Regions from separate parts of the Homo sapiens genome. Here region 1 is linked to region 2. Evidence: read pairs that join two places in POLR2A ChIA-PET (ENCODE). Cell type or tissue: OCI-LY7. All regions are shown on one strand.

The links. ChIA-PET counts read pairs that join two places held together with the same protein. Peaks named below come from ENCODE experiments on the same cell type or tissue, not always from the same donor. Only the 100,000 strongest peaks of a DNase experiment are listed, where the experiment ranks them.
Region 1: POLR2A ChIA-PET joins it to region 2 with 31 read pairs; 2 of 35 experiments call an interaction of 5 or more read pairs at or near these places.

Annotation. Positions count from the first base shown.
Region 1 is chr11:33,384,218-33,392,217 of GRCh38, forward strand. All of the region lies in intron 1 of KIAA1549L (KIAA1549 like), which reads left to right. Among named protein-coding and RNA genes, the nearest start is that of KIAA1549L, 12 kb to the left of the region's middle. In OCI-LY7, a CTCF peak has its summit at 1,183; DNase peaks (open chromatin) are centred at 3,594, 3,954, 4,774, 5,594 and 2 weaker places; H3K4me3 peaks cover 6,126 bases; H3K27ac peaks cover 7,751 bases.
Region 2 is chr11:33,473,893-33,481,892 of GRCh38, forward strand. The region is part of intron 1 of KIAA1549L (KIAA1549 like); the gene reads left to right. Among named protein-coding and RNA genes, the nearest start is that of KIAA1549L, 100 kb to the left of the region's middle. RefSeq lists an enhancer at 4,254-4,543. In OCI-LY7, no CTCF peak of the experiment used is centred here; DNase peaks (open chromatin) are centred at 849, 2,259, 3,839, 4,299 and 1 weaker place; H3K4me3 peaks cover 4,749 bases; H3K27ac peaks cover 5,734 bases.

The DNA of each region.
Region 1 (8,000 bases), 90 kb before region 2:
GGAATTGTACTGTATATAACATTTTGCATTTGGCTTCTTTCACTTAGCATAATGCTCTTGAAAATCATCTGTGTCATTGCATCGATCACTAATTCTGTTCTTTTTATTGCAGAATAGTATTCCATTGCACCACAGTTTGCTTATGCATTCAGCAGTTGATGGACATGTGGGTTGTTTCCAGTTTATGACATGGAAGTCTTTCTGTGGGCAGTTTTCATTCCTTTTGGGTAAATGCCTAGGGGTGGGATTGCTTGGTCATGTGTTAGGGACGTATTTCATCTTATAAGAAACTGCCAAACTGTTTTTCAAAGTAGCTGTACAGTTTTGCATTCTCATTAGCAATGTATGAGAGTTCTAGTTGTTCCTCTGTATCCTCACTGGCATTTGGTATTGTCAGCTTTGTTTTTCCTTTTAATTTAGATGTCAGCCATTCTAATAGCTGTTTAGTGGTATCTCATTCATTTTAGTTTACATTTCTCTAATCACTAATAATTTTATTGTTGCATATCTTTTCATGTTCTTACTTGCCATCTATATCTCTACTTTGAAGTCTGTTAAGTTATTTTGCCCATTTAAAAATTGGATTGTTTTCTTTTTACTGAGTTTTGAGCTTTTCTTTATATAGTCTGGATACAAGTCTTTTTATCAGATAGGTGTTTTGCAACTGTGTTCTCCCGGTCTGTGGCTTGTCTTTTCATTTTATTAACAGCGTTTTTTTTGTTTTTTGTTTTTTTTTTTTAAAAGGAGAGAAGTTTTAAATTTAGATTAACTCTATCAACTTTTCAATTTAAGATTTGTGCTTTTTGTGTCCTAGCATAGAAATTGCCTAATGTGTGCCAAGGTCACAAATATCTATGATTTCTTCTAGAAGTTTTGTATTTTTATTTTTACTTTTAGGTCTGTGATCCATTTCATGTTTGTGTATGGTGCAAAGTAAGAATCAAGGTTAATTTTTTTATATGGATATTTAATTGTTCTAGCACCACTTATTGAAAAGACTATCCTTGGTCCATTGACTTATCTTGGCACCATATATGTCTGGGTTTATTTCTAGTCTGTTCTATTGTACTTCTCTCCATATGCCAGTACAACACTGTCTTGATTTCTCTAGTTCAGGGTTTCTTAACGTCAGCACTATTAACATTTTGGGTTCAACGGTTCTTTGTTGTGGTTGCCTGTCCTGTGCATTAGAAGTTTAGCAATATTTCTGACTGCCTGGTAGATGTCAGTAACTCCCCTCACTCTTAGTTGTGACAACCAAAAATGTTTCCAGACATTGCTAAATGTCCCCCTAGGGAGTAAAATTGACCGTGATTGAGTTTCACTGCTTTAGTTCTGTAGTAAGTCTTGAAGTCAGATAGTGTGAGTATTCTTTATTCTTTTAAAAAATCTTTTTGGCTATTCTAGGTCTTATGCTTTCTATACAGATTTTAGTATCTTCTTGTTAATTTCTATTTAAAAAGCCTGCTGGATTTTTGGTTGGAATTTCTTTGAATCTAGACCATTTAGAGATCTCTATCTTAACAGTGTTTTTTTTTTTAATCCGTGAACATATCTCTCTCCATTTACTTAGGTATTCTTTCTTTTCTCTCATCAATGTTTTATAGTTTTCCACATACAAATTTGTACATACATTTTTCATGTTTTTCAGTGCTTTGGCATATAGTAATAGAAAAATTTCTTTGTTAGTGTATGGAAATATAATTTTAAAAACCTTATATCATATGACCCTCCTAAACTCATTTTAGTTCTAGTAGCTTTTTATAGAATCTTTGAGATTTTTCTAAATAGGAAATAATGTTATCTGTGAATAAAGACACTTTTCATTCTTTCAAATCTGTAAGGCTTTTATTTATTTTTCTTGCCTTATTGCACTGGCTAGAACTTCTAGTACTTTGCTGAATAGAAATAGGGAGAGTGGACATCCTTGCCTTGATCCTGGCATTGGAGGGAAATATCAGTCTTTCTCTAGAGTATGATGTTGGCTATAGTTTTGATTTTGTTTCACAGAGGCCCTTTATCAGGCTGAGGAAATTCCCTTCTCTAGCAAATTTGCTGTGAATTTTTATCATGACTGGTTATCAGATTTTGGCAAATGCTTTCTCTTTGTCTATTGAGATGATCACAGGGTTTATCTTTAGTTTGTAAAAAGACAACTTTTTACAAACTAAAGAAATTCCTGGCCAGATGTGGTGGCTCATGCCTGTAATCCCAGCACTTTGGGAGGCCAAGGCAGGAGGATCACCTAATGTCAGAAGTTCGAAACCAGCCTGGCCAACATGGTGAAACCCTGTCTCTACTAAAAACACAAAAAAATTAGCTGGGTATGGTGGTGGGTGCCTGTAATCCCAGCCACTCAGGAGGCTGAGGCAGGAGAATCGCTTGCACCTGGGAGGCAGAGGTTGCAGTGAGCTGAGATCATGCCACTGCACTCCAGCCTGGGTGACAAGAGCAAGACTCCATCTCAAAAGAAATTTCTAACAACGGCCAGGCCATTGTTAGGAATTTTTAGTTTCATGTTCATGAGGGGTATTGGTCTGTAGTTTTGTTTTGCTAAAAGGTGTCTGGTTTTGTTAGAAGGGTAGTGCTGGTCTATAAAATAATAGGGGCCAGATGCGGTGGCTCAATCCTGTAATCCCAACACTTTGGGAGCCCAAGGAGGGTGGATCACTTGAGGTCAGGAGTTCGAGACCATCCTGGTTAATGTGATGAAACCCCGTCTCTACTAAAAATACAAAAATTAGCCAGGTATGGTGGTGCACACCTATAGTCCCAGCTACTTGGGAGGCTGAAGCATGAGAATTGTTGGAACCCAGGAGGTGGAGGTTGCAGTGAGTCGGGATTGTGCCACTGCACTCCAGCCTGGGTGACATAGCAAGACTCTGTCTCAAAAATAAAAGATAAATAAAATAAAATAAAATGAGAGAGAAGTATTCCCACTTCTGCTTTATGGACGTGTTTGTGCAGAACAATTTCTCTTTTAAGGCCCGTGAGCTTACAGATGATATTGAAGATCCCTCAAGGATTTCTTTAGTAAAATAAAAAGTATCAGGTACCTCTAGTTCATTTTCTCATTCTCTCTCTCTTTATTTTATTTTATTTTTTTGAGATGGAGTCTGATTCTGTTGTCCAGGCTGGAGTGCAGTGGCACAGTCTCGGCTCACTGCAATCTCCACGTCCCAGGTTCAAGCAATTCTCCTGCCTCAGCCTCCCAAGTAGCTGGGACTACAGGCACGCACCACTGCACCTGGCTAATTTTTGTATTTTTAGTAGAGATGGGGTTTCACCATGTTGGCCAGTCTGGTCTCGAACTCCTAACCTCAAGTAATCTGCCAGTCTCGGCCTCCCAAAGTGCTGGGATTATAGGCATGAACTATCATTCCTGGCCCATTTTCTCATTCTGAAAGCTACCAGCAGACACTACTTTGGTTTAAGGTCTAGGGAAAACAGCCTGGGTGAGGGAAAATTGCATTGGTTGCATTCAGGAGACTGAGGTCACCCCTGGCTGTTACCAAATCATTTCACTTTTCAGGGCTTTCGTTTTCTCATCTGTGGATAACAGCCTCAAGATCTTCCCTTCTTCCCCCATCCCCCGTCTGTGTCTTTACAAGCCATAAGCAGATGTTTTGGTGGAGTTCTACCATCTGCATTTCCTGCTTCTTCCTACATTAGCAGCCAAGCCCAGCCAACGATTTTCATTCTGAAAAGGGAAGAGTTTTCCCACAGTTTGCTGTCATAGTTCCAGTGTGAGGCCCAGATAAATATAGGCCTATCTTCAATCTTCATTGGATTTTAAAAAATTATGAAAGTAATATATATTTTATTAAATTCAAGCAATACTCAGGTAGATGCAGTAAAATGCAAAAGGCCCTCTTTGCCTTGTGTATTAGTCCACTCTCACGCTACTATAAAGAACTGCCCGAGACTGAGTAATTTAGAAAGGGAAGAAGTTTAGTTGACTCACAGTTCCGCATGGCTGGGGAGGCCTCAGGAAAGTTACAATCATGGCAGAAGGGGAAACAAACACATTCTTCTTCATATGATGGCAGGAAAGAGAAGTGCCGAGTGAAGTGGGGAGAATAAAACCATCAGATCTTGTGAGAACTCACTATCAGAAGAATAGCGTAGGGGTAACTGCCCCCATGATTCAGTTACCTCCTACTGAGTCCCTTCCACAATGCATGGGGATTATGGGAACTACAATTCAAGGTGTGATTTGGGTGGAGACACAGCCAAACCATATCACCTTGCTATTCTCTAGAGTCATGCTGTCAGTCAAGTGTGATGGATCCTTCCAGACCTCTTCATACAAATATTTATATCCATAGACGTAGCCTCAACTTAATTTTTTTTTAAGATATAAAAGGTATAATATTCAGCAACTTGCTTTTCCCGTTAACACTATATCATGACCCTCTTTCCATGCTAACTAAATTGTGTCATGAGAGAACTTGAACTTCTGTTAGAAACAGGGAAAGACCTTTTATTATAAAAGAGAATAAATAGCTTTAACAACACAGGTCAGATTCAAACCTAGAGTTAAAATATCTCCTTAGACGGTTCTGCCCATTTTCCTTTACTCCCTGGCTTCCTTCTCTAGACGATACTTCTGCAGACATTTAAGAAAAATCATGGGCCCTTTTAAACACCACATAGAATGGGGATAAATTCATGTTATAACCAATCCTAGATATAAATAAGGCCAAGTAGCTTCCTCAACATAGGCCAAGGTCGCTGCTGCACCTGCCTCCTGTTCACTCAGACGTGGCTTTGCCCAAGTGTCCTAACCACAAGAGGTGAATTCGATTTAGATTGAGATTTATATATGTTAAATCTATTCTTAGCTAGAAATAAAATCTCCTGACGTCAGACACACAAAATGGTTTTGGTATTTATGCAGTTCAAGTAAATGGGGAAGCCTAGAATACTTCTAACTTCAGTCTTTCCACATGAAATATGGAATGAAGTATCTAGAATGAAACTGGGACTCCCAGACCTGTCTGCCTACCTCTGTCCCTAGTAATGAATGCCGTTCCCCTGTCACTTGCCTTTTTATTTACCAGGTGTCAACAGCAAACCCAAGAAGGCTGAAGAAAAATGGGAAGTGTGAGAAGAAAATGTGTTGAAATTGACAGTGTGGCTTATAAGTTCTTGTTGAAAAGGGATGAATAAAAATATCTCTAGATTTGTATCCTTCATTGTCCGTTAAGAAGTCTTTGTTTTGAAAAGAATGGGAGGATCAGTCTTTGGAGCATTATTTTGAACATAATTAAGCTGGGTGAAAGTGTATTAAAAAATCAGCATCCTAGAACTGTCTTTGGCAGTTTCCTGTTATTATCTTATTAATACTGGAGATGAACGTATGAATCAAGCTGGTGAACCCTACGGAAACTGAACCTTTTTTTCCAGTTGGATGGGGAATATTTCTCTAGTCTCTAGTCCAGCAATAAACACATTTTAAACAAGTGTTTTCCATTCTTGTGACCAATGTAATATCTTTTCTTTTCCCTGCAGAGACAACAGTCTCCAGAGTTTGGTACAACAGTTCACGGTTGTCGAAGCTTTCAGTTTCTTTTCCTATTTGAATCTCACACTACTCTAAGAGAGGGTTGAGAAAGTGATTTGCTAAAGGTCACACATTGGTCCAGGGATTTGCACATTATTCTGTGATTCAGGGGACAGATCACCTAGCTACACAACTAAAACTAGCTCCAGTATGGGGCCTCAGGCCATGGGGGAATCCCAGGTGACATATTCGTAATAGGAATGAAATATAACCAGGCCACGTGGATGCTATAATTAATTGATAGAAATAACAGCTAATACTTTTGAGCATTTACTGTTTGTATCAGTTCATTTGATTCTCATACCAACCCTATGAAGTAGGTTCTGCAATTATCCCCATGTTTCAGAAGAGAGAACTGAGGCACAGAATAACTTAACAGTAACTGGTTCAGTGTCTCCCAGTTAACTGGCAGAGTAGAGATTGGAACCCAGGCAGTTCGATTCCAGAGCCCACACTCTGCTTCATGATATTGCCCTCCAGGATATTAAGAGGCTAAGGTTACTGGCTGTGCATCTCCTGGGCCCAGTGCCTCTTCTTCCTATGGCCCAGTTCATCCTTCTGCCTCTTTCTGGAGACTGGCTTTTTCTGCTTCCCCATAGCTTCTTGGTTCCCCTGACAATAAACCTTGCACGGGGCTTTTCACTTGCTGTGGTGCTCACTGCAGCCAGAGTGGGCAAGCCTCTTTAGTTTAAACGCCCACCATCAAGACTCTGCCCCAGTTCCACATTCCCATGAGGGAGAATCAAGCTGCTGCAATCTGGCCAATGGAATTAGGGAAACTACCTCTCATCCATTCAGCAGAGGCCAGAGGAGAAGGGGCACATGGTATAAAAATGCCTTCTTAGCCTGATCCCCCTTTCACCATGGCCTTGGTAGAGGTCAGTTTTAAATGTCAGTTTGGAGGGCAAACTTCTGAACATTTGTCTCCTCCTTCGTAGCAGTAAAAGACAACTTCACATGTTGGTAAGCTTGTTCTATGGAAGATAACAATGACAGGTGGCCTGCTTGATAGTGTTGGCCAATTTTCCTTGTATAAATACTCCCACCATGGCTGATTTCAAGCTACTAACATGATAATGGAGTTGGGAAGTGATGCCTCAACTGGCTCAGCTCTGATGTGACCTGGCCCTGGCACACCAATGCTCCTATCCATATATGGGCTAGAGGAAGGGAAGCTTCCACAGTAGGTGCACGATGTCTCCAAGGACTTTGAAACCTAGGCTTCACAGGCCAGTCAACTAGTTGCATTTGTAATTATGTAAAAGGGAATAAGATTTCAAGGTAGAGAGGATGGGAGTCAGATTTGCTGCGTGGTCTAAAACAGCTTCAAATACTGTGTATAGTCCCAATGGTACAACCTAGTAGGCACTCAGCGATGCTTTATAAAAAATTGCAATTTCCTTTGATTATGGTGTCTCACTTGTGACATATAATTAACCCTTTCACTGAATTTAAGACGTCAGACCTAATTTTCTTGAATGAGCATTGGTTTGGTTTTCTGGCACGGAAAGGTGAAATTTTTCTTTGCTTCCAGATGTCAGCAGCTCCTCCTCCTTTGCTGTCATCATGTCATCATGTTTCAAACCTAGGGATGCGGAGTCCACGTGGTACCCTAGTAGATGTCTTTTAGTTGGATACACATTATTAGTCTCAATTGGAGGCTTTTATTTATGATCATAAGGCCATCTCTCAGTTCATGTAATTATGCTAAAAGCCAAGACAGTCATGTGACTGCCACTTCCGACGGCGTGTCTGGTGCTTTAACAGATCTCAAGGCCTGTCTGATTGGCTCTTTTCATTTGCACATCTGAGAAGGAGACTGGGAGTCTTGGCTTCAGTGTGCTGCTTAAGATGCTGCCGACATTCCCCATCTTTCCTCCTGATGTGATGATGTTGCTAACCTTGGCCAGCTCTCACAACGGGTCGTGTTGGTCACTGGGAGATGCAGGGAGGAAGTGTCAACAGTGTGGATCTCTCACCCTCCTTAGACATGGAACTCCCAGTGTCCTACTGATGGAAGGTCAGTGTCTTTACCTATAAAAATAGCACAATTAATTTATTCTTTTAATTTCCCATGGGGCATAGCAAGAGAAAAATTTTTACAAGATTCTTCTTTCACATTTTATTGAAGATTTGTCCTAGTTTGTGAATATGTAGACTTCTGAATAAGAAGACTAACATTTATGAGACAGCTATTATTGTGTTAGTCACTGGATCAAGGGTTTAATCTTATTGAGTCCCCATGACGATGACACTGTCAGATAGTTCTTGCCCATTTTGCTTGGAGGAAGTTGAGATTGAGAGAACATGTAAAAACCAACTGGCCTAAGGGCACATTGCTTGTAAGTAGTGGAGCTGGGATTTGAAACTAGATCTGATTACAATGTAAATATATTATCAGTTATACAGTGCAGTCCTTCCCTGCCCACCCAAC
Region 2 (8,000 bases):
ATTTATAAGGAAAAGAGGTTTGATTGGCTCTTGGTTCTGCGGGCTGTACAAGCATGGCTCCAGCATCTGCTTCTGGTGAGGGCCTCAAGAAGCCTTCTATCATGGAGGAAGGGAAAGTGCACCAGCATCTCACATGGAAAGAGTAGGAGCAAGAGAGAGAGGGAGAAGGTGGCAGGCTCTTTAAACAACCAGCTGTCTCCTGCACTCAGAGCTAGAATTCACTCATTACCATATGGAGGGCACCAAGCCATTCATGAGTGATCCTCTGCCATGACCAAAACACCTCCCACCAGGCCCCACCTCCAACATCGAAAATTACATTTCAACATGAGATTTACAGGGGACAAACACCCAAACTATATCAGATGTCATCTGGCTTGTGAAGCCTTAAATTTGCCCTGAATTGGACTTACTTTGCCCCACCTCCGTGATTCCAGAGCTCATATCTTTCATTATGCAGCATTGATCACATTCAGTCGTACACTTTAGTTATATAACCTTTCCCTTGCTCGTTGCTCTTCTGTGAGCAACTTGAGGGCAGGGATGCAAGGCCAATTCATCTTTAAGTTCCACAGAGCTCTTTCTCTCGCTGTCTTAGAATCACATGTGTGACAATGCCTGACAATATGCGATTCTAAGAGACTGAGAGAAAGAGCACCCACTTTAGACTCAAGCCTGGGTTCAACTCTCTATCCTGGCACTAATGCTATGCCTTGGGGAAGCCCTTTAACTGCCCCTTGGGCTCCTAACTTCCTCATTTGTAAAAGAGAGATAATGATAATAGCCACTTTGGGAAGTGGGTTGGAGGATTAAATGAAATGGCATCAGCAAAGAGTACTGCATAGAAACTGGCACCCAGTAGGTACCCAATAAACACCTGCCAAACGAAATGGCTGCAGCCTAATTGCTGCTCAGTTTATTTTGGTTCTGCTTTTTCCAGGCGAGGGCCTGTCATCTTCATAAACACTCCAGCGTGAGGAATGGTGGAGGAATTCTAATTATTTGGTGTTATAGACTTTTTTTGTTAATTAAGGAGGGCTGCAATATTTTAAACTCACACGGGAATATCCAAGGGAATTGAAAGCCTTGCAGAATATGTATCTTCAGGGAATATGGTGTTGAGAACTCTGGGTGTGTGGGTTTGCTGGTTGCTGCTGCGGAGCTGTGAACATTTAAAGCAGCGAGTGTGCAAAAGAGGGAGCTTCTCATTCTCCTGCAATGACTTTCTGAGCAGAGGGGGCCAGAGCTGTATATGCCCCTAACACCCAATTCCTCACCTCGTCTTTTCTTTCTTATGGAGCCCTGATTCATAGAAGCTGGAGGTAGTTTTGCCTCTTCTGGTACTGTGGCTGCTAGTGTATGGATGCATATTTATTCATTTTTTACTTAGCCTTGTTCTAGAAAAGAATTTGCAGTGGTGAGCTTGTAAATATAGCCTGTTTCTTCTCCGTTTAATGGCTCTTAAACAAAAGTGCATATCAGATTTGACTAATGAACTTTTCAAAAAATATGTTTTTGGCCAGGCATAGTGGCTCACGTCTATAATCCCAGGGCTTTGGAAATCTGAGGTGGGAGGATCGTTTGAGCCCAGGAGTTCGAGGTTATAGTAAGCTATAATCATGCCAGTGTACTCCAGTCAGGTGACAGAGTGAGATCCTGTCTCTTTAAAAAAAAAAAAGGCCAGGTGCAGCGGCTCATGCCTGTAATCCCAGCACCTTAGGAGGCAGAGGCAGGAGGATCACTTGAGCCCAGGAGTTTGACACCATTCTGGGCAATATAGCAAGACCCTCATCTCGCTCTCTCAAAAAAAAAAAAAAATTAGCTAGACGTGGTGCACATCTATGGTCCCAGCTGCTCAGAAGGCTGAGGCAGGAGGATCACTTGAGCTCAGGAGATCAAGGCTGCAGTGAACTGTGATTGTGCCACTGTACTTCAGCCTGGGTGACAGAGTGAGACTGAGACTCCATCTCAAAAATTAAAACAAACAAAAATATAGTCTCTCTCCCGCCTGCCCCCCACCCAACTCCCCCCAGGTTGGGATTCATTAAATCTGGGGTGGGCCTGGTCACATTAGTATCCTTCAGTAAACCCTCACATGTGCCCATCCCTGCTTGAGAAGCTTGGCTGTAGATCACACACATGATCTTTTAAAACCTGGAAACTCCACACAACTGGTCTGGGCAATAGCCCGTGGGAGAGACGGCAAGTTTGAATGCTTCTCAGGAAATCTATTACTGTGCTGAAATTGGCAAACTGCCAAGGCAGCTTTGAAGGGAACAAGAATCTGCAGTTTTGTTGAAAGACAAGTTTACTCTGTAATCAGGGACTTGGCTAATGAGTGCATAGGCCATGCTGATTAGGGAATAAGACATCGAGATGAATGAATGGGGGTGTGTGCTCATTGGCGAAGCTCACCTCCATCTCTCTCTGTGGTCAGCCCAGAGGCTGGTGCCAGATGTTGAACTAGAGAAGCCTCAAGCTTATAAGCCACGGGTCAAATTCAAAGAGGTTATCCAAGAAGAGGAGGAACTAGTAGATGCTAGACGCCCAGAATCCAGAGCAGTTTTGATACAGCAGTCTTTAAACAACAAAGGTCAGATAGTGTCACCATTTTGCTTAAAACTCTTCAAAGGATTCCCATTGTACTTAAAGTCTGAACTCCATACAGTAGCCTACTGGCACCTACCTGTCCTGGCCTCTCTCACCTCTCTTCGTAGCTCCTACACTTCAGCTGCTATCCCTGGAATTCTCAAGCTCACCATTCTTTCAGAACCTTGCAGTTCCTTCTTCCAAGCGCATTGCCCCCAACCTCCCAGCTCCTGCTCATCATTCAGGTCTCAGCTCAGTTGTCCCCTTAGAGGGGCACAAAAATGTGCACCCTATTACAAATAAACTCTCCTAACGTCACACTGAAACACGTTACCCTGTCTTATCTTTGCTTTTTCACAAAACCTATTCCTACTTGAACATCTCTCGTTTATTTACTAATGTCTATTGTATGTCTCTTTCATTAGAATGTAGGCTTTGTGCGTTTTGTTTGGTTCTGTATCTCTGGCACCTGTAAGAGTATTAGGCACAGTTGGGAGTTCAACAAATAAGTGATTGAGTGAATGAATGAATCAAGCCAGTAAACTGGAGCCTAGAGGGCTGACCCCCAGACTGAAGTTCTGGCAACTCATGGTCAGTGCTTGATCAGGCCAAAGGCAGTAACACTTCAGTATCTATGCAAGAAGGTTGTTATTCAGTAGTAGCAGAGCTGTGTCAGTTAAGAATAGAGCTAAGTCAGCCTGCTTCTCCAGAGGAGTCTCCCTGGAGCCTTCTTGGTGTGGCCTGAGCCCGAGGAGGAGGAGGTGTTTCTACCTGGGTAGAATGCCCCCCACCACTTTTGGAACACTGGGTGGGGAGCTGAGAAGTCTGTCTCTGATACTTCAGAAAAAGTGAACGCTTAACAAGATGTAGAAATCCAGTGAGGTATGACTCACAGAAATGTTCTCTCTGACCTTCTGCCCAATGGGATGGAACACAATAAATTTCAAGATGTAAGATATTTAATGTAGGGTTTTTAGAAAGGCACTGTGATGAATAATCTGTGGTGGAGTGCCACGCAGGTGCACGCACACACACACAAACACACACACACACACACACACGACACTACCCCCCTTTGCATGTGGTTCTCTTCGGTTAACTCTTGCTCACTTTTCCAGCCTTGTTAAGGTGCCATTTGCTTTGGGAATCACTGGGTGCTGGTCAAAGTGCTCATATTGGGTGATCTCTTTAGATGGCTTTGTCTGAGCACATCCTCCCCTCTTGGGATTGTCAGTTACTTGCTCCCACCCTCACTTCCTAGAACTGTGAGCTCCTCGAAGGACTGTATAATTTGTCTTTATGTTTCTGTCACCCAGCACAGTGTCTGATCTACCATGGTGCTTAATAAATGTCTGCTGAATGCACAGATGCATACACACACACACACACACACCACTGTGGGAAACCACTTACGTTTTGTCCAAGTTCATAGACCCAAGGAACAGCCCCAGAGGCACAGAGCACCTGCTGTACTAAAATAGGTGGAGACCTGTGAACTACAGGTAAGACAAGAGGTCCAGCTACATTTAGACAGAAGGCTTATGGTCCAGCCAGAGGGGGTGTTGGCTTGTCACATAAAAGGGAAAGGCTTGAGTGTTTCTCTGATATTTACTTCCCCTACAGTAAAAGGGCAGGACAGGGGAACCAACCTAGCGACATTAAAATCATTGTCTTCTGTGGTATGCAGATTCACCTGACCTTGAACTCACTGATGACATGGTATCGATTGCACCACCACCTGCAGTCCTGCAGCAGCAGCTGCCAGCAGAAGCCATGCTAACAGAACTCACAGAGGCAAGTTTTGTTCTAGCCTGACAAGCATGCCTGGCTTTGCAAGCCCCCCAGACGGGCAAAGGTTTCTGCAAAGCTATGTCTTGCAGGGATTGCAGTTTTGTCTTGGGGAAAACACAGATTGGCCTGAACCCGTTGGGGGAGGAACAGAGCGAAAGAGGTTTTTTCAAGCTCTGCAGAGCTGTTATAACCACATGGAGCGGATTTCAGAGCTGATGGGCTCCGCCTGCAGAAGGCTGCATAGCAACAAGGGAGGAGTTCTCCATTTCTGTCCTTTTAAAGAGCTGGTCACAGATAGGAATAGCATTTTTTTCCATCTGATTTTTATGTTGTCCTTCATGTAAACAGTAAGCCATGATTTTGCTTTATATGGACAGATAGAGTGGTCACAGTTCAAGCCCTTCACTTGAACTATCTCATTTAATCCTCAAAATATTTCTGAGGAGGTGCTATTATTTTTTTAAATTATTATTATTATGATTTTAGACGGAGTCTTGCTCTGTGGCCAGGCTGGAGCGCAGTGGCACGATCTCGGCTCACTGCAACCTCTGCCTTTCACCATGTTGGCCAGGATGGTCTCGATCTCTTGACCTCGTGATCCACCTGCCTTGGCCTCCCAAAGTGCTGGGATTACAGGTGTCAGCCACCATGCCCAGCCACAGGTGCTATTATTATCCTCATTTTCACAAATGAGGAAGCTCAGACTTGGGCATGTTGCCCCTAAGGTTACTCAGTTAGTAAATGGTAGAGCCAGAATTTGAATCCAAAGGAGATGAAGACATATATGGGATATATACAGATCTGCATATCTTCAGATATTTTTTCACCAGTGCTCATTATGTTTTTATCCTCTTTGCCTTTGTTAGGGTAGACAAGAGGTAAAGCTGAGATCATGGAAGTGGAAGCTTTCTATGGATTTGCTGGACTGAGCTGGGGGTTCCTGGGCTAGGTGCCTTCAGCTGCACTTGTAGCAACAAGGAGAGGCTGAGGCAAGGCCAGAGGGCATTCAAGTGACACTCATGCCACCTGGGAGCTGCCACCTGGCCTTCCTTCATCTGTGATTGGCCAGCGTTAGGAAGAAAAGCCAGAATGTGAAATTTACAAATGGTTTGTCGAGGGAGGGAACTGGGGGACATCCAAGTTAGAAGAGGTTGGCAAAGGGTAAAATGAATAGCCAACCAAAATATAAGGCAACAGTGGGCAGGAGGTCTGGGCTGCACAGATGACAAGCTGGCCCTTGAAGTGGCTGTGCCAAAGAGAAAGGGGAAGAAGTGCCAAGAATGGAAAATCAGTGGGAAATTTAAAAGTTGAATTAGAAAATCTGAAATGAAAGTGGCATCGGAGAATAAGAGAAGGCTTTCTGTTATATTGGAATTAAAGAGACAGAGCTTGTGATTCTCAAACCTTTTCTGTTGTTAAGAGCGTCACCCTAGGTCTGGAAATTGAATTGAGGGGTGCGTTTTTAGCAGAATTGTTGGGAGGGAAAACAGGAGCCAATGCCGGGCACATTTTTGATTGAGAAACAGATTTTAAAAGGGAAGAAAAGAAAGAAGAAAAGGCAGGACTCTCAGGACCAAGCAAGGTAGCAGAAGAGAGGCTCAGAGCTTTCCTTAGGGTCTCCATTTAAAAACTGTGGTATGTTTAACACGCAGAAACTTGTTTTGAAAGACTGAGCTGTAAGAGACAGCCTATTAGCTTGTTTTCCTAAATCAAGTTAAATTTGGCTTCAAGCCTCCATGTATCAGAGTTGGAGGGAGGTTCATATTAATGATTGTGTGTGTGTGTGTGTGTGCACGCGTGCTTAAAATAGCTTTGTTGAGATATAACCCAAATACAATACAGCTCACCCGTTTAAAGTGTGTAATTCAGTGACTTAGTATATTCAAATTACAAGTTCATTTCCACAATCAATTTTAGAACATTTTCCTCTTCCCCAAAAGAAACCCTGTACTCTCCTTTTTCCTCCAACTCTCTCAGCCCCAGGCAACCGCCAATCTCCTTTCTATCTCTGTGGATTTGCCTATTTGATTGGCTTCTTTCACTTAGTATAAGGTTTGCAGGGCTCAGCCGTGCTGTAGCATGTATCAGAACTTCATTCCTTTTTATGGCTGGATAATACTCAATTGTATAGATGGGCTTTACTTTATTTGCTCGTTCATGAGTGAATGGATTCTTTTGGCTGCTAGGAATAATGCCGCTGTGAACACTCGTGTACAAGTTTTTGTGTGGATGGATGTTTTCATTTCTCTTTGGTGTATACTTTTAGAAGTGTAATTCATGGGTTATATGGTAACTGTGTGTTTGGGATGGTGATTTGTATCCCTAAGGTTGTAACAAAGCTACAAGGGGTTACCAGAAATTTTGGGGAAGGATCTCTGGTCTTCAGTCCACATAGACACTGCAAGAAGCTCATCACCCAAGTCCTGGTGGGCCATTTGAAAGTTAGTGGTTTTCCTATTCTCCGTTTGTGCCAGACTCTTTGCAGTCTTTGTGCCAAACTCTGCAGTGAGACTGCCACTGTTTGCCAAGGCTGGGGGCCTTATGGCTTAGTTTCCTAGCAGCCATGTGTCACCCCCATCAGAAGCCCAGCTCCCTCCTAGGACATCACGTGGATGTAGGAGTCAGATTTAGCTGCTGCTTAAGGGACATGATGCCATCTCCACCCTCCGCTAAATCTACCATTAGCAACTCACATTTTTTTCCCATAGAACTGTGTCAACATTGAATTTTACTATTTGTACTTATTTTAGTTTAATGTGTTCAGTGGTAGTTTAAAGTTGCTTTGGCTTGTTTTTCTTTAATGGCTAGGAATAGTGCATTTCTGTATTTTTTTCTCGTTTAGACTTCCTTTGGGCTAAGTGGACCATTCTTCTGTGGCCCACTTAATGAATAGCATCTGGGCTTTTTGTATATATTTATATCAGTTCTTTACATGTGCTACTTTGAGTAGTAAAACTTTCATCAATTATGTTTGTCGTATTTTGATATTACTATTTATTTATTTCTCAAGGCATTGCTCTTTTTTATCTCTTCAGTAGTAAGAATGCTATCTCATTTTCACTTTTGTTAAACTTTTATTTTAGGCTAGTGGTACATGTAGAAGTTTGTTCTATAGGTAAACTGGAAATTTTTCACTTTTAATACAAATTAGATAGTTTTAATGCATAAATTGTTGCCTGGTTTAAAAGTTATTTTGTGTCACCAGGACCTAAAGTGCAATAAATCATTTTTTATTTAAGTTGGCATTTAACAGTAGTTCTCTTTTCCACTTTTGTGTTACTCCTGATATGTCATTTATTACGTTCCTTTAATAGCTTGAATTTTGTTTCTGGAATATATACCAGCCCAGGGATGCTTGCTTTTAATACAGCTCCACGTACGTTCAATAACTGCAGCTTTATAATTTGCAGTCCAGTAGGACAGACCCACCCTCACTTTTTAAAAAAGAAGTCTCTGTTATTCCTTATTCCTCTGAGTAAATTTCACTGTGTGCTTGTCTCACTCTAGAAAGTGTTCCAATAGACCTTAATGATATTGGATTAATTTATAAGTCTACATTGGACATGTTTGCATCTCTACCACCTGAACGAGGATTATGCTCTTAACTGCACCTTTTAAGC